Regions from separate parts of the Homo sapiens genome. Here all the other regions are linked to region 2. Evidence: chromatin loops called from intact Hi-C (ENCODE). Cell type or tissue: Caco-2. All regions are shown on one strand. Region 1 holds the start of FANCL (FA complementation group L). Region 2 has its middle 73 kb from the start of LINC01122. Region 3 overlaps VRK2 (VRK serine/threonine kinase 2).

Region 1 (8,000 bases), 210 kb before region 2:
TAAAGCACTAAATATCTGTACTAGAATAGAAGAAAGATCTCATATCAATAATCTTCCATCTAAAGAAATCAGGAAACTTAAGATCAGAAAACTATCATATAGAAACATAAAAATAATAGAAAAAAATTGAAGAAATTAAAGACAGGTTCTTTGAAGAAATCAGTAAAATTTATAAACCTCTATCTAGATGTATCGGGGGAAAAAATGAGACATAAATTACCTACATCAGATATGAGGATGAAAGCTATTTTTAACGTATATCCATAAATTATTTGACACTCCTACCTCTAGGAGTTGGTGCCTAATTTCCCTCCTTTTGAATATAGACTAAGAAACTTGCATCTAACACAATAAAGCAGAAGTAAATGTGTGTGACTTCAGAGACTAAGAGATTAAAGAGAATGTGCATCTTTATTGATCTCTCTGTTGTATCATACACTCAGGAGAAGCTAGCTGCCATGTGTGATAACAGTCAAGCAACACTATAAAGATCCATGTGGTGAGGAACTAAGGCCTCCTGTTAAGAGCAGTAACAAACTGAGGCCTCATGGCCAATAGCTATGTGAATGAGCAATCTTGGAAGCAAATCCTCCACCTCTAGCTTGACCAACTGGCAGCCCAGGACAGCTCTGAATGCAGCCCAACACAAATTAATAAACTTTCTTAAAACATTATGGGATTTTTTGTGATTTTTTTTTAGCTTATCAGCTATCATTAGTGTATTTTATGTGTGCCCAAGACAATTCTTCTTCTTCCAATGTGACCCAGGGAAGCCAAAAGATTGGACACCCTGTTTTAGACCATCAAAGTCTTGGCAAATATCTTGATTGCAAGATCATGAGAGATTTTGATCAAGAACTACCATCCAAGTTGTTCGCAAATTTCAAATCCACAGAAACAGTGAGACAATAATTGTTTTTGTTTTAAGCCACTAAGGTTTGAAGTAAATAGCAGCAAAAGATAACCAACATAGAGAGCATCATTACAGATCCTAAAGACATTAAAAGGATAATAAGGGATTATTGTAAATAACTTTAAGCCAATAAAATCAGAAACCTAGATGAAACTAACAAATTCCTTGAAAGACACAAACTACCAAAGCTCACTCAAAAGGAAAGAGAAAATCTGATAATAGAGACAACACCTAAAACTGATTACATATTAGGTCACAGGAAAAAGTACCAGTAAGTTCCATGGAGACTTTTTTATAAACAATACTGTCTAATTACAATACAAGAAAAATTAGAAATCAGCAACAAAATTAAAAACCAAAAAGGACCTTCCACGAGAAAATTTTTACAACCTATTAAGGTGCATAGTAAATTGACATCATATAGCTTCTAAAAATGGTGGTTATAAGGCTACATGTCAGCATCTATAGGATACTTTTAAAACACTGATGAGAGGAAATGCAAAGCCTTAAAAACTTACATACATAAAACCTGCTCACTGGCCAAATCTGGGACAATTCGAGGATCAAAATAAATAATGATTATAATCAAGTAATTTTTTTAAAAGTCCATGCATCCATTCTAATATAATTAAATAAATGAGAAAGCAGGCAATGCTACTCCTTATAATGAATTGCCACTTCATAAATATAGAAATGACAAGAGTTAGAAAATCATCATTTGGCAACCGTGATAGTAATAGTCGACTCAAGCAAAAGTCAATGGACGCTAAAACCAGAGAATGTGTGTGAAAGTTTGATGCCTCAGAGTACCTCCCCAAAAGTACTTATTAATTACAAAAGGAGACTCTGACAGATGATACCTTAACCAGGTGATCAAAGTTAACATCATTAATAATGGAACCAACCAGGTAACCTCACAAGCCTTGAGAAGGACAAAACAATCTTTCTGTAGTATCCCTGCCAAAAATGCATTAGCTGAATTTAATAGTGAGGAAATATCATCCAAACCCAAATTGAGATACATTCTACCTAACAGCCAATCTGTACTCTTTAAAAATGTCTAGCTTATAAAAAACACAAACAGACTGAGAATTGTTCCAGGTTAGACATGACAACTAAATGTAATGTGGGATCTTAACAACAGATGGTAGGGGATGGGGGTATAAAACATACAACTGTATCATAAACAAAATTTGAAATATGGACTCTATCTTAGATAATAGTATATCATTAAATATCCTGATTTTAATCACTGTACTGTGGTTATGTATGAGTGTGTCCTCGTTCTTATGAAATGTATGCTCAAGTATTTAGGGATAAAGGGGAACTACGCCTGATTTGACCTCAAATGGTTCAGGAAAATAATGTGTATACACACCCACCCACATACATATACTTAACAATGATCAGTAAAATGGAGAAAATGTAAACTGGTGAATCTAGGTAAAGGGTATACTGGAATTACTTGTACTGTATATCCTTGCTACTTTTCTGTAAATTTAAAATATATACAAAATATTTTTAGACACGTAAAATGTTTAAGATTTAAATAAACTGCTAAGGCAGGTACAAATTGGAATTCTAGCTATAGCAATGGTCATAAAAGAAACTTTCATCTAATCTCAATTCTAATGGGTGTACTTGTTTCCTAAAAGGCCTTAGCAGATATAGACATACATAACAGTATTTTGCCTAAAATTAGGTATAACATGCTTCCTGTAAAAAAAAAAAAAAAAAAGTAACTTAAAATTTTTCAACTTTTCTAAATGTTGTCTACAAGAGAATCATATTTTCAGCTAGGTAATTCAAGAAGAATACTTCTAATTGGAGAGGGAAAGGTGGATTAACTTTTTTCCATATGGAATAATGAATTTTTAACCTCTACTTTCTGTGATGGTCATATGGTAATTCCACATATACTCAAAGACTATGCGTGATGGTGGGGAAGTGGGCACAAGGTTGAGTGTAATGGTCAGAAAGGAAAAGTCTACACTCCTAACCTAAGGTATCCTGGTGCAATGTAAAGAGAAAAAAATCCAGGACTGAAATCACACAGCCTGCGTTTAAGGGATTCTGATGTGATCATCAGCAAATAACGTCTCCGGTTTCCCATACCTTGATTTCTTCAACTAGAAAATGGGAATGATGATTCTTTTAAAAATTTCTGCCTCAAAGGGCTGAGGATTAAGTGAACTATTTACCTGGAAAGCGCTTTGTAAACTTCAAAACCCTACACATGTGTTAGTATGTGTAATAAACTCCATATGAGAGGCCACTGGAATCAGCAAAGTTAATTAATTCCATTGCTGTCATGCTTCTCCTAGAAGATATTGTAACTGTGGGTGTACAGGTACATACGACTTGGCAAAGGGCCAAAATAAGGTTTTCTTCCCAAATGTTCTTTCTACAGGAAACACGAAAATAATTAGCCCAGATTCCCGAGTGAACTCATCAACATCCGTGGAGGTGGAGGGTGTTAAAATCGAGTTAAGGCAAAATTTACAAAAAAAAAATTAAAAAACAGTCAATTGCGGGACACTGAACGAAGAAGGAAGCCAAACTCGGGGAAGGGCTAGGGAGAGAGGAGGCGTGGCCCCAGCCCCGCTCCACGCCGCGCGCCTCCTCGCTCCCCATCCAGCGCGGCGACCACCGGGGTGGCGGCGACAGCGGCGCTTCTCAAACCTTTAGTCTCCCAAGAGCCGTTACGCGCCGCCCCTCTCAATCCCCACAAGTCTGGGCCCCTAACCTCCTAGCCCGTCACAGACTTCTCCGCGCAGCTACGCTGCAAGAGGCTCTCTTAGCTAGAAAGCAACCACTGGGCGGGTACCTGAGCCGAGATGAATCCCTCATACACGGTTTTCGACCGGTTCTGGGGCAGAAGCAGGGGGCACTGGCGCAACAGGCTCGCTTCCGTCACCGCCATGGCTCGAAGTCCGGAGAAACACAGAAAAGCTCTAGACCTGCTGGGTCCTGCACATGCGCAGTCCGCTGGCGCTCGGACGCCGCGGAGCGGAAACCCCAGCCTTGGCGGGAAGATCCTGGAGGATTCCGCGGGCGGAAATGAAGGTGAAGCGCAGGCCAGGCCAAGTGGCGCTCTGCGGGAGGCGACATCAGGGCTCCCCAACCGGTAGTGGGAGGGAAGATTGCCCTCAAGTCCACAGGACTGACTGACCAAGATCATTCTAGCCTCAATTGTCCCAGGAGCCCTTTCGATGATTCTGTTTTACTTTATTGAAAGACTGTTACAACTTTGGTGTTGCATTTCCTCCAGAATAAAATGACTTTTACAGCCTGGACGTTGTAGCACTCTGTCTTCTTTGCTGTTGTCCTCTCTCCCTTAACATACAGAATAATGTATTATTTTGTGTATAATTATTGTAATATAATGTATAACACATTGATTATATCATATATATTACAGTTCTGTGGCTTACTAAGTTCAATCAGATATATTTGAGGCACACACATGTATACGTATATGTGTATTGATTAGACTCAAGTCAACACTGGACTCAGTTCTGTGTACGGCACTCACAAATATATAAAGCAAAACATGAGTAAAGATTGCTGATGGACTTGAACTTAATTTTCCTCTGACAGCGCTTGCAATATGTTTTTCTAACTCAGGAATGTTATCCATCCCATCTTATTAAGAGTTGATTAAATAAGAAACCTACTAAAATATTTACCATATGATTATTTGATTTTCCAATTTTCCAATTTTCCAATGCATCACGTTTGAGCCCTACTATTTGAAAAACATCATTGTAATGTGCCAAAGGTTGAGCAAAGATTATTTCGTCCCCTACCCATCTTTATTGACCTCAAGACAGAATTTGACATCCTGAAGATTCTTAAAGTTTGACAAGAATTTGTCACAGCATTCTGGATGCTTACAGAAAAGAATGCTGGAGCAGTGGTTAGATATAAATTACATTAAAGCAGTGGTTCTCAAAACGTGATCCTAGAACCTAGCAACAGCATCACCTGGGAACTATGTAGAAATACAAGTTTTCACCGCTGATGGGGTTCAGGATATGCTACCCCAAAATATGGCCCCTTGACATTTGAGAAAACAACAAAACCTAAGATCACTCTCTGACCTTCTCCCATCCTTCTTCCCTGAGGCGGGTCATTGGATCCTCAATCCAGAGGTGCTCTTCCTATACCCACAGGAAAGAAATATCCTTATCTCTAAAGAAACGGAGACATAGAAAAGAATCTGAACAAAAAGACCTTTGACAACTTACCCCAGTTTATTACCATTAGACCATGCTTTGTCCAACCGTACTTCCCCACAACTGTCCACTGTTCCTTCTAAAAATGCACAGGTTTTCCTGTTTCTTTGGGCTTCATCTCTGAAGGCTCCCATGCCACATAAAACTTAAATAAATTTGCACGCTTTTCTCTTATTAATCTGTCTTTTCTTATAAGGGACTCAAACAGGAATCTAGCAACAGGAAAGAAAGATGTTTCTCATTCCCTACAGGCCCCTATTTCAAACCTCGGGAATCCCAAACACTGGCAATAGGGCTCAGCAGTCTGCGTTTTAACAAGCTCTCCAGGTGATTCTGATGCATGCTAAGGTTTGAGGATCTCTGCAGGGGCAGGACATAACACCTGCTTTATTTTGCAACTCGGTAATTAAGGACGGCCATGCTACATGTTTTCCTATAAGAATAAAGTAGAGGCTGTGCAAAAGTGGGATCAACACAAAGATTAAGAGAACATATAGTCCCTTACTTCAAGCACTTTATAATTTATCTGTGAATTAAGATCTTTATTGTATCCAGTATGTTAAACTTCCCCACCACCACACTTTCCCCCATGGAACTTCTACCCTTTCTTTAAAGTTCTTCTCAAGTGCTATGTCTTTTTGGAAAGCTTTTTTAATCTTCTGAAAATTATTGCTCTCCCTAATCATTTAGCATATTTCCTGCTGCATCGTAGGTGCTAATAAATTATTTACTAAATATCTTAATTTGGGTTGTTATAGCAGAATACCATAAACTGGATAGGTAATCCGCAGAAATTAATTATTTCTTAGTTATGGAGGCTGAGAAGTCCAAAATCAAGACGCAAGGACAAGATTTGGTGTCTGGTGAGGAGTCACTTCCTGGAACACAGTCTTTTGGCTGTGACCTTACATCACATTCACCTTTACTATTGATACACTGGACAGTGTGACCACTTGCCAAAAGCAGTTGGCTCCTTGATTCGGAATCCCCATAATTAGGTAACTAGACTTAAAGATTTCCAGCACGTTTATTGCTAATTTATCATCTTAGATTTTAAAGAAAAGACATCCAAGTCACTGTTATGATAGTTGAACTTGTAAATGAGCATTCCTTATCAATAAAATCTATAATTGAAGAAATCCAATGACCAAGGAACAAGGTAAGATACCATATAAAAACTTTTTAATTCAATTACTCGACTATTATCCTTAGGTGTTCAAGACTGAAAGTTGGATACTCACTACCATCATCAATTCATACGTGGTTGTGCTGGAACCATTTATATATAGCCCAGTTGAAGTCAGCCACCCCAAAATCCAAAAAAAAAAAAAACAAAAATGCTCAATATGTTTAAAGATCAGAAAGCCAAGGAACTACTTCTACCACCATCAGCATGATTTCAATTTTGGAATCACTCTGACAAACTGCACAAAGATCCTCATTAAAGTTCAAGTTCCACCAGGTATCCTAGGCAGGATTTCATTTATATACTTTGCCACAAAAATTACTACTATTTAAATGCTATTGCCTGAGGAAGAACTTTATATTCTAACACAGAAAAATATCCAAACATTTTGACAAATAAAAAGCACAAATTCCAGAATGGTATGCTTACTATTATAACATTTATATTCAAATATATAAGTAAAGTTGCTCTGTATTACTAGCAATGGTTACTTTAGGGGAGGGAGATGGGAACAAAGAATGGAGATAATGGCCCATGGAGACTTTTATCTTTTATATTTTAATTTTTTAAAGGAGAATTATTAGTCTTAAAATTAAAAATTAAAATTTAAAATGCTTATACCATTCCAATTAGCATCTGTTATCCTTATTTTATAGCCCAAATGTTTAGCCATGTCCCAAGAGTTTCTTCTCCCAGTTCCCACCAGTAATGGAAGAAGATAGGATGCCTGCCATTAACATTAATAAGATTAATAAAGGAGAGATTGTTTGAGTCTGCTGAGAAGAAAGATGAAGGAAGAGACTTGCGAAATGTGAAAATAAAGGGAAAATGAAAATTAGGGGAAAGTGAAGGAAGAATAGCCATTTAAAAGAGTTTTCAAAAAAACTGGAAAAGCAAGCCAATAATATCCTATTCTCTGTGGCACTGTGTCATAGAATGGAAAAGACAGCAGATAGTCAAGATTAAGGCATGATCAGGAGTGTAAAATGCTACCTAAAGGTTGAAAAAACTGAGAATTATAGAGAGGCCTTTGGATTTGATCACGCAAAAGCATTTATTAATTTGAAAGATCAGTTTGCTCTTGCCTGTTTTTCTATCCATGCACTAAACAGCAGTTTATAAATTGCGATGTAGTGAATAATTTTTCAGCCTTGAAAAGACCATATCCATAAGAAATAAACTACAAAGACTTAATTATGTGACCAAAGTCTGGTAGGGTGATATATGGAGAAGACAACCTGGCTCCTATAACCCTACCCCAACTCTTTTGGAGCACACTCCCTTGGTAGGTAGGTTTTACCAATAATGAGTCTAGATCCATTGCAGGTACAGAATAACAATTTCTGCTTCACTCTGGGCTGTAGACTTGAGGAGCAATGGTACCCACAACCCAACTACAGGTAAACAAAAGACCATTTAAGGGTTAAGTCTGCTAAAAGAGTTGATGGGTTACAAAGATTGGGCTGGAATCAGAAGAATATTTATGGGGTCATCATCTAAAGAAAGGATAAGAATGTAAACGGGCCGTTTAAAAGTATAGAAGAATCCAGATTATTAAACAACCCTCTTCTTAGCAAAGCACGAAGACCCTCTTCCCAAGAAACACCATCCCCACACCCAGTGAAAGCCACTGATTAGAGAGATTAACAGCTCTTTTGTACTT
Region 2 (8,000 bases):
TATATATATATATATACACACTGATTCCTTGTCCATGCTCTGCAGGCAGATCAGTATATTCTCCCCCAGATTTAAAACTAAGAGTATTGGAAGTAATTAATAATCTTTGAATACACTGTAAATCTTTGTCATTTATTGATGAATATTCAATCATATATTTCAAAAAACTGGAATGTACAAGTAGTACAAAGTTTTGCTCTTATAATTGCAGTACAGAGCAATGATTTAGTCTGTTATTAAAATAAAAGGCACAACTTTAACATCCTTAGTTTTAATAGTGTGATCTGAAGTTTATTTTGATGGCATTTCTCTTGAAGTTCCATCTTCTAGAATTGTCTAGCTGAGCTTACAACTTACTACTCAGTTAAAAAGAGTAATTAAATCTGTTAATGCACAATTGTGGAAGTATGGATGGCTTTTTGAAATGCGATATATTTAACCTTTACCTTATTTATTAAATCATGAAAACAGCTCACAGGATTAGAATACATCTTAAAGTTTTCTAGCCCCACCACCCTCATGATACTTATCTCTAAATTTTTTGCCAAACTATTCTTCATAGGTGTACCTCAGTTGTAATGAACCACCTCAGGATTGGCCTCCTACCAGATGTACCAAACAATGCCGTTCCCTGCCCCCAATCCCAGAGTGCTGCTTACATACTTGATTAAGAGAAAGTTTTGGCATCTTCTGAACCTAGAAAGAGGTCTCTTATTGATTGTTAATTGAAGGTGTGTCCGTTAATTTTAAGCTTTAAACACCTCATGTGCCCTTAGCAATTAGACTTTTGTTTCTAACTTCCTCAAAATCTACATTAAAAGACATTCAATAATTGGAATGTGAAATGATGTAAGAGGTAGTGGTGTGCTGAAATAGGCTCCTACCTGCTTGTATGGCTCACTAGTTGAGTGACATTGAGTTAAGTGACATCCCTTTGGTAGCTTGAAATCAGCCATGGTGGGATCATTTACACCACAGAAAATGGCGAGTGATTTAAATCCCCCTCACTCCAGCCAACTGTTAAACATTTACCAGTATACTACTGCATAAGGAGGTGTACATAATTGAATATTAAAGGAGATAACAGGTAAAATGCATGCCAGATACTCTGCCTTAAAGAAACCAGATGAATTAAGAGGTTCTGGCTTTAAAAAATAAATATTATGGTAATGTAGATAACTGAAAAAATGAAAGATAAAAGAACCTTAAGCTAGAGACTATTATAAAAATATCCCGTCTCTCAAAATGACTTGTTCTCTTTGGGGTCAGTTCTCAAAATGACTTGTTTTCTTTGGGGTCAGTTTTTTATAACTTCTTCAGGAAACTTGAAAATTTACTTAGATTACTTGCAAAAAAAACACTTTTCTTTGCAAATATTCTATATGGAGGAATCACCACATAGTTTTGGATAACTGAGCCATGAACTGAAAGTCTCTGAGTTGACTTGCAGAAGCATTTTACAAAGTAATGATACCCACTTTTAAAAAATCTATGATTACGTATGGATGTGATAATCTGTAGCAGCACTATCAGATAAATAATACATATTTAAAAAATTTCTGTAATTACATGTTTACCCGATAGGCCAGAACGACTCTGTCCCAAGGAGCTGTTACAGACTGAGTAAATAATACATGTTTTAAAGTCCATAATTACATATGTAAACGATAGACTATCGAGTAAATAATGCACATTTTAAAAAGTCCATAATTATATATTTACATGATAGTCTGTAAATTCTGTAATTACTTATTTACACAATAGACCATAACAGCTGTTACAGTCTATTATGTTAACTCTCATAGAATTATATTATGGATTTTTAAAAACACCATAAAGAACCTAAGGAATGAAATGATAGCAATGAAATAAAATATAAACTTCCACTTATTATAGCTCTCTCAAAAGAGGAGAATTTTGAGTTCAGGTGAAACTCATGACTGATACTTTATCAGTAATTTCTGACTTAAAATTTATTCACAAAAATATAGGTTAAGGAATCAAAGGATGAGGAATAACTGGGCAGTATGTATTAGGCCAAGTTTTTAAGCATTTCCAAGGATAAAACTTACTCTTGGTGGCATAAATAAAGACTTGTATGTAACTTTTATGTTTTTTAGACCTCATAAAATTGCAGTGGAGCATAAAAATGAAAACTGTATTTGTGTCTTTTATGTATTATTTAAGTATAGTAGAATTAAAATACTGTAGAATATTCTCTGGTTTATACCTAATGATAACATGTTGGGGCATATTCGTGTAGGCTATATATAATGATAACATATGCATTTGTGTGTTTTTTGTGGGAATTACAGTTGCTTTCTTGACCTTTTAAGGGTCCTCATGGGTTAAGGATTCATACCATACATTTTATGGCTCAGCTTCTGAATTTATTCTAAAGTTAAATACAAGATCAATGCAACTAAATGAAACTTCTATCCGTAATGACTACTAAATAGCAAGGCTCAATCAAGCAAGTTAGAATCTGTCATTTAGTGATATTGGACCACATATTCTTAGTTACAAAACATAGTATAGGAGAAACCTTTGATCCTATTTGTTAGGTATTATTTTGTAAAATATTTGACAGCTTAAAGTAAGTGAGTGCTTGAGTTTCAGAGAACTGTTGTAGAAAAGTTAATCTTCACATCTCTTAAAATTTATTTTCATTTCACATTTGAGCTGTAGACCCCTGACAAGTCTCAGCAATACTGTGGACAAAGTTACTTAAACCAGGGGCTTTCAAATTTCTTTAAATGCAACTCCTGATAAGAAATATTTAATGTTAGTACCCAGTATGCACATACATATATACCAAACTTTTACAAAACCATACATACTCTTATGAAATGTAATATACTCTGATATCTGTTCTTTTGTATTCTATTCCATTGTGTAAAAATGCTGGTTGTAACTCACCAAATTGATTTCATGATCTACAAATAGGTCACATCTGCAATTTGAAAAACACTGAACACTGATTTAGAGAATGCTTTTTTCTTTTCTTTTTTTTTTGCTGGAGTATGCAGGATTTCCTTACTTTATACTAGGTAGACAAAATCTGGTTACATTTGAGATGAAATGTTTTATTGGTGGATCATATTTGTATAATCTAACAAAAATGACTCATTATTCATGAGTCCAGAAATATATTAAAATATTATAAATTTTTCTCATATATGTCTAGTTTTACAGATCTTGAAATAGAGCATCCTAGTATATATTATTCTAGAGTTGTGGTTATTATTGAAACTGTAGAAATTATTTAATGGGAGCTATGCAGAGTGATAAATCAGATACTCAGAATGTCCTGCTTGAGAAGGGATTTATTTCATGGGTATTGTTGATATTCCCAGTGCACATTTGGAATCAGACAAGAAAAAAAGGAAATAGTAACCAGAAATGATAACTGGTCTGAAAGAGCATTTCATCTTCTTTGTATGGTAAGAAAGTCCTTGAATAATAAAATATAATAGGGTATTAAAATGTATCTAAATTTTAATGAGTGAATTAACTTGACACTTAAGATCTGAAATGAAAAAGTCACCATTAATTTGTAAATAAAGTTAAATATTTTAAAAATTATTGTTTTACTCTCCTTTCCATTATATATGTTAATGTTCACGAAAATACAGTATGCTAAGATTTTTTTTTCAGAAGCCATGCCTCTGATTGTGTAATGGAAGTTCTAAAATTGGTAAATATTCACTAAACAAATATCTAAAATCTATACTGACTGCTAGTCTCTATCTCGTCAATACTTTACATTTGGTGACCAGGGAGAATGGAAGGAGTTTCTTCAAGTATTCCTCAGTGATCTCTGTAATGTTCATGACTCTGAATAGGCTCTGTGGGTAGAATATCTTCATACCACAGCTAGTTTATATTTGTCAATTAGTCATAATGTCAAATACATGTCATGACAAATCTTTTGAGTTTCAAAAAACATCCGCTCTGCTGTTGTTTCACCCATTTCTTCTCCTGCATTTCTTCCCTTAGAGTTCAGCTCTCCATATATCCAGCCTCTCAAGCTCCTAACTCCCTCCCTGTCCTTCATTCTTCTTCATTCTTCCTCTCTTCATTCTTCCTGACTAGTCAATGCCACATCTTTTATGGTCTATTTCCTAAATATATCTTGAACTTGCCCCTTGTTTCCTTTCCGACTGCCATTTCCTACGTTCAGACCCTCATGATTTCCTCCCTGGATTCCTCTAAGCCTCTGGAGTGATCCTCCTGCCTCCAGCCTACTGCTATCACTTTTGTCTTCCCCACAGCTATTGGGGCAGTTCTAAAAATGAGATCATGATCATGGCGCCCTCTGCTGAGGATTCCCTTTCCCTTTGTTTTCTCTGACCAGCTTTGCTCATCCTTCACAACGTGGAAACAGCGCCTCCTCCCATAGGCCTTCCCTGCCTCCCTGCGTCCCCATAGCACGCTGAGTGGGCCTAGTAGTACCTTGAGCATAGCTCTATTAGGGCACTGTCAAACTATTTTACTGCGTGTTTGTATCTCTTCCTCATTAAATTTTAACTTCTTAAAGGTAATGACCTTATCTCTTTGGCAGGAAATATTAAGTACCCAATAAATATTTGTGGAATGATTAGATGGCAGAACCACTGTCTGAAAACATTAACCTCCAATTCAGGCTGGTATTTTTCAATTAGATTTGTCATAAGTTGAACTTGATCTTTTCAATGGTTACTAGAGAAAATAGAAATAGGGAATGGAGAAATAGGAGACACAACTTAGAAAGATGAAAATTTCCCTTCTAATTACAGAGTTGATCAGGAATTTTGTGGTTCTAGAATCCAAACTGTAAAACTACTGCTTCCATCGCAAAGATTCATTGCTACTGTAATGATTTCTTTAAAAACATTATATATTAAAGAAAGGTATTGAAATCTACTCCCTTCCTGAATGTTTTATAAGTATTTATAAATTATTTCCACATTGCACATAGCAGCTTTTTCTCAAACTCTATACCCAATTTGGATGTTGCAGTTTTAAAATGTAGACCACTTATTTAAAAAGAACATTTCTTTAGCTATATTCTGCAACTATGTATGGACATTATCCATACATGGGTAATTTGTTTTTTTCTGAAGGAATTTTCCTCTTGCTCTTTTGAAGTTTTGGAAGTTTGTGATTTAATAGCAAATGATTGCATAACTTTTCTGTTGTAATGTCGAGTACGTATGTGTTGGAGAAGTTATTTATTTTATATGCATTTGTTGTTTTCTTTTTTATTATTATACTGGAATTTGAAGACAGAGAGAGATTTCTTCCCTGCAGTGTTAACTACAGAAAGGGCTAGCATTATGGAATGTCACTTGACTGGCTCTTATAATGATAAATATTTCCATGACAAAACCTACTGTGAACCTGTCTGTATGCTACAGAAATTTCTCTCTCCCTTGGCTACTACTTTACTTCAAGAAGAACATAGAGAAAATATAATAGATTACTTCTAAACACTCATCAAAAATTAAATAAAACACAGGTAAAATAAAGGCTATCTTTCCCTTTATATTATTCTGCTATCAGTTCTGCAGTATGTAGATTTTATTCATTTTTTTTTTTTGCCCTTATTCAAAGTTGATGCTCTTGGTGGTGCTATTGTCCATTTATAAATACGCCTTGAAATTCAGGGTGTGTGCCAAAGATATTGATAAGCTAGATTCTTTGTCTAGTGACCATTCATTTATTTATTCATTAAAAATATTGAGTACCCATTGGACATGCAAAAATGAACACAAATTCTGGCCTCAAGTAGTGCAGAGTCTAGAAGTGGCAATAAGACATGTACATAATATGACAAAAGTAAAAAAGTGATATGAAACTCTAACCGCTTCTTACCGGCTCCAGTGCTTGCATGAAGTGTGTGAGTCACTATCATCTCTTGCTTACATAACTACAGGGCCTACTAATTGGTCCCCCTACTCCTACTTCTCACACACCCCAGCACTCTCAACACAGCAGCCAGAAGCTCCTTTTAAATTAAAAGTCAGATGATGTCACTCCTCAGCTTCAGAACTCTGTAATAGCACTCATTTCACTGCCATGATATGTCCCTTCAAACCCCCACACCAATGGCCTCTGACCTTATTTCCTACTACCTTTCCCCTCCCCAGGTTCCCTCAAGCCCCTCTGGCCTCTTTTTTGTCCCTCAACAGCACCAGGCGCGTTTCTAGTTCTTTGTTCTAGGTCTTCGCCACAGATCTATGTTACTAATGCCCTCACCTCCTTCAAGTCTTTGCTCAGATGTCACCTCTAAGTAAACCCTATCTTAACCACTGCATTACAGGTTGCAACCCCCTACACTCCCATCCCGTTACTCTGCTCTACATTTCATGTTCCAAAGAATCTATCACCTTTTAAATGCTACGTGATTTTTTTTGTGTATTCTATTTATTGTTGTTTCTCCTTGTTAGAATCTCAGCTCCATAAGGCAGGGGTCTTTTCCTCTTTTCACTGATGCATCTGAAGCTCCTAGAAGAGGACCAGCCCATAATAAGTGCTCAGTAATGTTGGTTGAATGAATGAAAAGATGAATGAGAGTTACAGGTAGAATGTTATTCAAATGTATAGGAGAAAGAGACTTATTCTAAGAAGAAAGGACTGGGAAGGCCTCAATGGAGGTTTATCTAAATTAGATGTTGATATATGAGTAAGGTTTGGACACATGCAAATACATTTCGGTGAAACAGTTTAGCTTGTCATTTTAAGTTTTCTTTTACCTTTAATATTGTCTTGTAATTCATATTCATAATATTTGTGTTAAAGTCAATTAAAAGGGCACATTGAAGATAGGATTAAGTGCAGAAAGAAATAGGAAAACAACTGGTTTTTTTGGTAGGAGAGTATACTTTCCACCTAAGTCTGTATAACAGTTCATTTTGCTTTGTAGTCCAATCTCTCCAGACTAAAACGAAAAAAAGAAAATAAAAATTATTATAGCAATCACATCGTCAGTCACCTTCCTCCTGCTCTTTCAAAATTATCTCAGAGACCTGATGTCCTCAAAGCCTATTTCTATTTAACTAAACATTCATTAAATCCAACATATGGTTTAAAAATTATTTCTGTTATTTGGATGTTTTGCAGCTCTTTAACTTCTTTTTGACATATTTAGAGAAAAAATTACTATAAGTGTTAACATCAGATAATCAGCCAGTATAATATAATGCTAACAACAACATAGTTTAGCTTATAGAGAAATCCTATATTAAAGTGCCTGCCTGATTTCTGCCTTCTTTTATTTCTTACTTAAACTGCTCAAAATGAAGCTTTTACTGCAGCACCAAACACTGAACTCAGAAGCTCAATACTAAAATGGCTGGAGGCCATGCTGAAAATTAAGCAGCAAAGAACTAAGGAACAACATGAAATACTATTTCAAGTGATGCTTTGCTAATTTGGCAAGATGCTGTTGCTAAGGTACTGGTTTTCTCTGCCTGCTCGCCTCTTATTCTTTCTTGACCACACTACAGATAGGCTTTTATACTTGTCACTCTACTGAAATTCCCTATACTTATCTTTGACATCTCACGGCATCTGATGCACTTGAAACACTTTTTTGGTGTTGGTGAGTATTCCTGAACATCACACCTAGGGTCACCTTCCTACCTCACTGGTCCTTCATCATATATCTCGGCTAGATCTTCCTCCCACTCCCCCTCATTGCCACCTGAACATATTGGTGTGTTCTGGGACCAGTCTTCACATGTCTTATACTCTGGATCTGCACTCACTGTTGGGGCAATACACTATTCCCATGGCTTAGATCCCATGTACGTACTGATGACCACAAGTGTTTTTCTCTAGCACCTGCCTCTCTTCTAATCTCCAAGTGCTTATCATCATCTAATAGACATCTCAAAATTAGCATGTTTAACACAGAACACTTGGTTTCCACTTAGCCTCACTCTGCAAACCCTTTTCCTGCAGTGTTCTGTATTTCAATCAATATACCACCACCATTGCCATTTATTCAATTACTT
Region 3 (8,000 bases), 320 kb before region 2:
CTTTTTGAAATTGCAGTAAGTCATGGTCACCATAAAATATTCTGGATCTTTATACATCAGAATTGACAAAATACTGAATTACATAGGTTACCAGTTGGAAAACTAAGAATAGACTTTAAATTTGTTCTGCAGATAGTCACCATTCACTTTGTCAGGTGAACATCTTATTCAGATGTTTTCTGCTTTCTTATTGTCTTTCTGAGCACACATATTAATATTTTGGGCATTTGAACTCTGCTTGATGCAGAAATTTTCAAGTTCACTTCATTATTTCCTACCGAACCCTGTTTTTCTTCATACTCCATAATGTTACTCGGTATAAGAAATAAACAGAAAACACTTTAGGCAAACAGGGAGATAAATCTTGGAATTAATACTTAGACTTTTCTTTTTCTCCCAATTCCTCTTTCAGTCCATTTGGTGAATTGGGCTAGTTAATTTTATTCCAGTTTGTCTTTAAACCAAGGACTAGTTCGCTAAGATAACTTATCTGTTGTTCTTATACCAGTTTAGAAGGACCGTTTGTCACTTTATAATTAAATATTTTAACTAAAGATCCTTCTTTATTGGAATGAAATAACTTGAAAGAAATAGTTTCATGAAAGGATAGTAACATGAAAAATTTGGTCAGTGCTGCAGCTTAGATATCCAGATCTTCCACTCATTTATTCCTTGCCAAAACAACTATTTTTGTGTCAGTATGTCTTGGTGCTTTAAGTTTAAATGCCTGCTTCAAATACCTTCCTCACTATGGAAGTCCTGTGTGTAATGTTGTTTGAATGGTATTAAAACTAATGATGGAGGCAAAGTAATTATTATTTTTTTTTCTGAGATGGAGTCTCGCTCTGTTGTCCAGGCTGGAGGACAGTGGTGCTATCTCGGCTCACCACAACCTCCACTTCCTGGGTTCAAGCAATTCTCCTGCCTCTGCCTCCTGAGTAGCTGGGATTACAGGTGTGTGCCACAAAGCCCCGCTAATTTTTGTATTTTTAGTAGAGATGGGGTTTCGCCATGTTGGCCGGGCTGGTCTTAAACTCTTGACCTCAGGTGATCTGCCCACCTCAGCCTCCCAAAGTACTGGGATTACAGGTATGAGCCACCGCGCCTGGCAACAAAGTAATTGCAAGATTGAGCACGGGCTTTGGTTTTTGAAAGACTTGGATTTCAGTGCTGAGCTCTATTAATTTTTGCTCTGTGATATTGACCAAATTATTTAACCTCTCTGAGACTCCATATTGTTACTTGTCAATAGGGCTAATACTTACTTTAAATTGTTTGAAAGATGAGATGAAATAATAAAAAGCAGGTAGAGTGCCAGGCATAGTAGCGGCTCTCCATAAATCACATCAATTGTTTTTATTTTAATTATGCGTTCTACTATCAGCCATTTCTAAAATTTTCTTTCTAGTTAAATAGAATTTAAATCCTCACCTGTGCCTATTTCTTTCTAATTGTTTTTACTTTGGCAATACTTTATAATTTAGAAATGTAGAACATTTGAGAATACCACAGGCTTTCAACAAAAAGAGTGATGTATATTACTGCATATTGGTAAGCTCAATATAAGTTAGATGCTATTAATAATATTTAGAAACTAACTTGAGAAAGTTTAGAAATCTAAACTAAATCTCATTACAGTTCCAAGCAATAATAAGTAAACACTTCATTTTAGGACATCTGCATGAAAATATACTGTCCATAATTACATTAATTACCAAATGCCACTGAAGAACCCTATGTATTACAATAAATTGTGCAAATACATGACTCAGAAACAAAACAGTGCATAATGTATTTTCTATTCAAATGAATGAAAATATATTAAAAAGAAATACATTGCACAGTATCATCTGATTTTAGAGCTGAAAATGTAAAATATTAGTGGCAGGGATAGAATTGGATCTCATTCCTAGTCCAGAGCTCTATTTACTGCTTCACTTAATATGTTTTAAAATGAATTTGAAAATTGTATAATTAAAGAAGCAACTTTCAAATTAAAAAAAAATTTTTATAGTTAGACATTAATAGTCTCAGACTATAATCAATTCTTTGTGTAAACTATACATGCATACATAGATTTTAATATTGTCATCTAGAACATTTGTTTTTAATTAATTTAACAGGTATTAAAATTACTCCTCTGTGTACAGTAGATGGAAAGAAGACAATCATTGGCAAAGTCTAAGATTTTAACTTCACTAAACATTCAAACTTTTCAATTTGCTTTTCTGAGAGGGAATTTCAGGTAGAGGTATGTAGTCAGAAACATTTTTAGTCACTCTTCAGTGTGGGGAAAGGAAAGGGTGACTATTGGGTGTTCTTTTTATCACTGCATGCATTTATGCAGGACTTATCAGAAACAGTGGCAAAACATTCACCTAACGGTAGTTATTAATACCGATGTGCAAAAAAGAAAATAAAAGATTGAAAAATGTGATAATGTATTTTAATTAGGTAAGACCAAACTATAATAGTGAAGTAAAGTTAACTCTCAAAGGGCTATTTCAAATGAAGACCAGTTTATGAAAGATTGGCTTCAGAAATCTAAATGACTTGTCATTACTTACAGCTTCATATCAATTAATCCCTCAATTGGGGGGTAGGGGGAAATGGCTAGGAAGGTTCAATCTATTTTAATTCTGATTATTTTTCCTCAAAGGGCCTCTTGTGTGTAGCTTATATCATCCAAACACTGTGCCAGAATATCATTTTTTGAAAATTAGAGGATATGAGATTTTTTAAGTGATGGTAATCAGGAATTGCCATAATAGAAAGGAGACTTGTGAACACATCTGTACAAGTGGAACCATTCCATTATTAATGGGAGATTTATTACTGAAGAAATCACTACAGAACACTGTGGTAGAGATTGTGTTTTTATTTTAATATGAGAGCCAAGTCTTGCATTAGGACATTGTTGAAGCTTGTGCAGAAAGTAAATGGCACCCATGGGACTGTAGCATTCTGCTAGATTGAAGGGCCTTTAATAATCCAATACGCTAATAGCAGTTAGAGTGTAAGAGCTAATCATGTCTTCTGCTTTTATAATAACTTATACATGGTAACCAAAAGTAGTTACGATGTGTTGGCATCATTGTTCTTAGTAGATGACTTTTTAAATTAAAAACTAAGTTCACTGAGTAACTTTTCAGAGTTTATTTCATGAAAGATAATAAAATAGGATACCTGTTTATAGCAGGTTTAACAGCCACTTACTGCTCTTAGGAGATTATATATCCCTACACAGATGAACATTCGAGTAATGACAGAAATGTAAATACCAGCCTATTGTTTTATAACAATTTTGAATGACTACAAAAATGAGTTTATTTTACGGGTATTTGCTGATGTTTTAATAATTATTTCAGTGGTTTGTTAATATGTATCAGTTATATTTCATACATTTCCTAGGTTTCATTGTCCATCTTCTTATATAAGGTACTTATAAATATATATAAATTATGAAATTAGACTACAGCATTTAATAGGTTGATATAAAATGATACAAGGGCCTGAAAATGTGCTTTTAACGTACTTTTTAGGAAAAGGCATCTTATTCTAAATTTTGAAGGCCTCTATTTGGCTCTCCCCCCAGCCTCTGATACCATTGCCTCCGTTTTATATAGATATGGGACCAGAATTTTAGCCTGCTGCTGCTTATATCTAAAAATAATATTTGTAAAATTATCCAAAGCAGTAGATATATTTTTATTGTATTTTCATGTGATTGAAAAATCTTCAGAAAGACCCTTTTTTTAATACTGCACACTAGATGGCAGTTTTGTCATATTCTTCCAACTTCAAATGCTGCTAGTGTGAGTGGAACAGGAAAGGCCATCAATGTTTAGTCTGCACTCAGAGGGTCTCTGCATGACCAATGCAGACCCTATGGACTTCCTGGAACATATGTTAGTAATTTAGCTGCAGACATTTATTTCTTTGTTTTACTGCTTGGCTCTTTGAGAAAGTGTTGGTGCTGGGTTATGGGTTGTCTGGATCATGTCAGAGGCCATGGGGATCAAGTTCATGTGACAGGCCAGACTAAGGAAAGATGAAGTTGGAGGAGGTGAGGAAACTGACCCTTACTTTCAACAGCAACCAGTCACTGCCTGTCTGTGGACTGGGGCCAAATGCTTGGGCGTTTAAGTTTTATTCCAGCTGAACAAATAAAACATTTTGCCTATTTGGCTTTTTCATATTTCATCAGTAGTAGTTCAACCAAAGATTTCTCCATTTCTCAAGGACTTGCTTATCCCTTATCTTTCTCTCTAATGCTTACTCCTATAGCCTTGTCCAGACGAAGTGACGTTGAGATCCTCGGCTACTGCATGCTGCGGTGGTTGTGTGGGAAACTTCCCTGGGAACAGAACCTGAAGGACCCTGTGGCTGTGCAGACTGCTAAAACAAAGTACAAATTTTCAAGTATTTCATCATGTACTGCACCAGGTCTGAAGGGATACATTAAAGGGAGCTAACAACACAGAGAAGATTGGCATTCACCCAACATGACAACCAAAGCAAATTTCTTTAGTTTGAAAAATATGTTTTAAAAAAACCAAACAACTAACACATAAAATCCATTAAGGTAACATTGTAAAAAGACATGTATTTGAATTACAGTGCAAAATATAAAGTGAAATATCTGTTCTTTTACATGGTATTTCCAAAGCTTAGATTCTAGGTGGTAGTGTTTTCAAGGAAGAATATTTTCAAATTAGCATTGTACAAGTATGTTGAAGTAGTCTGAGCTTGGTACGATTGATATTAACTGTGTAAAACAGCACTATGAAATGGGACAAATAGGGCTTATATTTTTCAAGTGAGAGCAACATACCTCTTATTTCTGTCTTGGAGGAAGTATGTTTTCTTTCTTAAGAAACAAAATTTTTACATGAGCTATTTATATGAGATAATCTTGTAGCCACATAAACATTTTTAATATTCTACATTCAGTTTTTATTACCTGGATTCGGCTAGCATAAAAATTAGGTCAGACTAAGAACAGGGTGTGTTACTGTTTTACAATTCTCTCACTGATCAGGCCTAAGAAAAAGTCAATTGCATAGAGCACAGAATAGCCAGTTTTTCATTATATACCAAGATATGCTCAACAGTAGTTATCCACAGGTAGCAAAAGCAGCAGCTAAGCTAAGTTTTAAGTAGGAAAATCACAACAGAAGAGTACAAAGCCAGGGGAAAATTAGCTGATTCATAGAAATCTATCTTTAAATTCAGTGTGGCATCAGTTCTTAATACTGAGAAAGATTAGCCTGCAGATTCAGAAAAATACATATTACATTTGTAAATACTGACATATATGAAACATTTCTCCACTCAGAATTTTGATCATCCTAGTCCCTTACCCAAAACTAAAACATTTATATAAATCTATATTAGAACTAAATCAGTTATTTACTGCAGTGATTGATGTGTCCATATTAACTTTCATGTAACATTTCGAAATATGGGTCAAGTCAAAACACAGTGATGTATAAACAGTTTTTGTATTTAATTTTCCAACTAGTTTACCTAATTAGAATACTGTAATAAAGTAATGATGCTATTTTAAAAAACTAACATTTTAATTCTAATGATTATATATTTGTTTTTTGATAAGACTAATATGACTTGCTTTAACTTTTTATCAATATGCATATACAGATACATTCATTATAGGTATCTATAATGAATATACCTGCTTATGCATATTTATAATAGGATGTCATATAAAATTATTATTTTACATGTATAATGCTAATAAATCAAGCATAACTTCTATTTACATTTTGGGGACTCTTACATATGTTAATATCTTCATTTTGACTTGATTAATAATGTAAACCTATAGACTAGTAAAGCCAATATCATATTATGAAGTTTATAATTCAGATAAACCATAGACATTTTCAAACTTATTATAGTACATAATACATAATCATAATTTATTCAACTTGCTGAGAAGGTATGACACTGAAATTCCCCATAAGGGTGTGATTGTATATTCAGCCAAGACACTGTATCTCCCTTATGCCTTTTATTTTCCTGACATAGCATGCTGCTGGATCAATGTGTGTATTGTTGCTACTCTGCCTATGCCAGAGGTGGTGACTCACTCACACATATAAATAATTTTAGTTGAATGTTTTTATAGGTTGTGTATTCCTTACTTGAAAGGCTTGGGACCAGAAGTGTTGCAGATTTCAGATATTTTTAGATTTTGGAATATTTGCATTATACTTACCAGTTGAGCATCCCACAAACCTGTTTAATCATGGGACAGCATAAAATATTGCCCAGTGGAGAACAATGCACATATATACTTAGATACAATGTTTGCGTGAATTTTTTATTGTTGTTTTTGAGAAAAAAAATCATGGTAAATATTACTACTTCTGTGTTTCTGCATACATAAACTTTGAGTTAAAGCATTTATATTATAATTCCTGTAATTCCATCTTGTTTAGTATTGGGGCCCAGAGAGCAATACCCCAAAGTGTGATGCTTTGGCATGCTGAGACCTTTGAACTGAAAGAGACTGGATGGCCCCAGAAGCCACCTCAGAAGCCAAGTCTCACTCTGACCTTCTCCTGCCCTCTTGTTTCCCATCCCTTCTCCTCCCAAGAAGAGAGTCATAGAAACCAGAATTCCTCTTCCCCAAAGCGGGTTATAGAAACTAGAACCCCTGTACCCCAAGCAAGGCATTAAACTTAGGAAGGTCACCCTCTCCCTTCTCCCTTTAAGACCCTCATTCCAAAGGGGTCCTGCCCCATCCCCAGGAGGAATAAATGCTACATACATCAAGAATATGGGGCCGGGCGCGGTGGCTCACGCCTGTAATCCCAGCACTTTGGGAGGCCGAGGCGGGTGGATCATGAGGTCAGGAGATCGAGACCATCCTGGCTAACAAGGTGAAACCCCGTCTCTACTAAAAATACAAAAAATTAGCCGGGCGCGGTGGCGGGCGCCTGTAGTCCCAGCTACTCGGGAGGCTGAGGCAGGAGAATGGCGTGAACCCGGGAAGCGGAGCTTGCAGTGAGCCGAGATTGCGCCACTGCAGTCCGCAGTCCGGCCTGGGCGACAGAGCGAGACTCCGTCTCAAAAAAAAAAAAAAAAAAAAGAATATGGACAGGCTTTGCTGGATCCCCCCGCCCCAGTTCAGTACCATTAGAACATACCCTTTTGTCCAGTCACATTCCTACACAGCTGTCTATTCTTCATCAAACCTAAGCATAAAGATAGACTTCCTTGGGTCTTTGGTCTTCATTTCTCAAGTCGTGTCATATAAAACTTTAATTAAATAAATTTGTTATACTTTCTCCTGTTAACTGGTCTTTTGTTATAGGAATGTTGGCTGCAACCCTTATGGTGGGTGAGAAAAGAGATCACACCTTTCTGCCCCTACGTTAGTCTAGGTTATTGATATAAAATTAGTTTGTGGGCATTGAGGGTTCTCCTCTACTTCTGCTTACTTTCCTATCCATTATAGTTGGGTGACAAAAAAAAAAGCATTGAAAGTCACAATTTTGGTGACCTACCAACACATAGAGTGTTTTGTTTTCTAGTCAAAATAATCACAGGGTTGAAAACATGTTCATTGTGCATTACCTTATTTTGTTTTAGTCTGTTGGACGAGCTCCCCCAGTCAGTGCTTAAATGGGCTCCTTCTGGAAGCAGTTGCTGTAAGTCAAATAATAACTTCAACCTTCTCTTACGATTTACAGGTTGCCACATTTGTCGTTATCGTTTGGTAGCTTTTGCTTAACCCACTTGCTCCTATTCCCATCAGGGTGGGAAGGAGGGAACTCTTCATGTTGCAAATAAGTTGCTAAAGAACACAATGTTTAAATCATCTTTAACATTAGAACACAAAAAACCTCAAAAGAAGATATTGAGGTGGAAAATTCTAGGTTCTGCTTAGTGCTTTTTTTTTTTTTTTTAAGATCTCTATTTTGAGAATCATGCACAGGCTTAATAGTCAACCGTATCTGGTATTTCTAGAG

Evidence for each region. Peaks named below come from ENCODE experiments on the same cell type or tissue, not always from the same donor. Only the 100,000 strongest peaks of a DNase experiment are listed, where the experiment ranks them.
Region 1: it touches region 2 in a loop (2.3-fold over the local background); 5 of 110 quality-filtered maps call a loop at or near these places.
Region 3: it touches region 2 in a loop (21-fold over the local background); 20 of 110 quality-filtered maps call a loop at or near these places.

The regions. Positions count from the first base shown.
Region 1 is chr2:58,237,478-58,245,477 of GRCh38, forward strand. FANCL (FA complementation group L) reads right to left here and starts at 3,848. Exons shown (of 14, transcript NM_018062.4): 1 at 3,741-3,848. The coding sequence starts at 3,836. RefSeq lists a silencer at 3,446-3,495 and an enhancer at 4,036-4,195. In Caco-2, no CTCF peak of the experiment used is centred here; a DNase peak (open chromatin) is centred at 3,904; H3K4me3 peaks cover 1,712 bases.
Region 2 is chr2:58,443,884-58,451,883 of GRCh38, forward strand. No RefSeq gene overlaps it. Among named protein-coding and RNA genes, the nearest start is that of LINC01122, 73 kb to the right of the region's middle. In Caco-2, no CTCF peak of the experiment used is centred here; a DNase peak (open chromatin) is centred at 4,348.
Region 3 is chr2:58,127,521-58,135,520 of GRCh38, forward strand. VRK2 (VRK serine/threonine kinase 2) reads left to right here. Exons shown (of 13, transcript NM_006296.7): 9 at 4,288-4,408; 10 at 7,621-7,679. Among named protein-coding and RNA genes, the nearest start is that of VRK2, 85 kb to the left of the region's middle. In Caco-2, no CTCF peak of the experiment used is centred here; no DNase peak of the experiment used is centred here.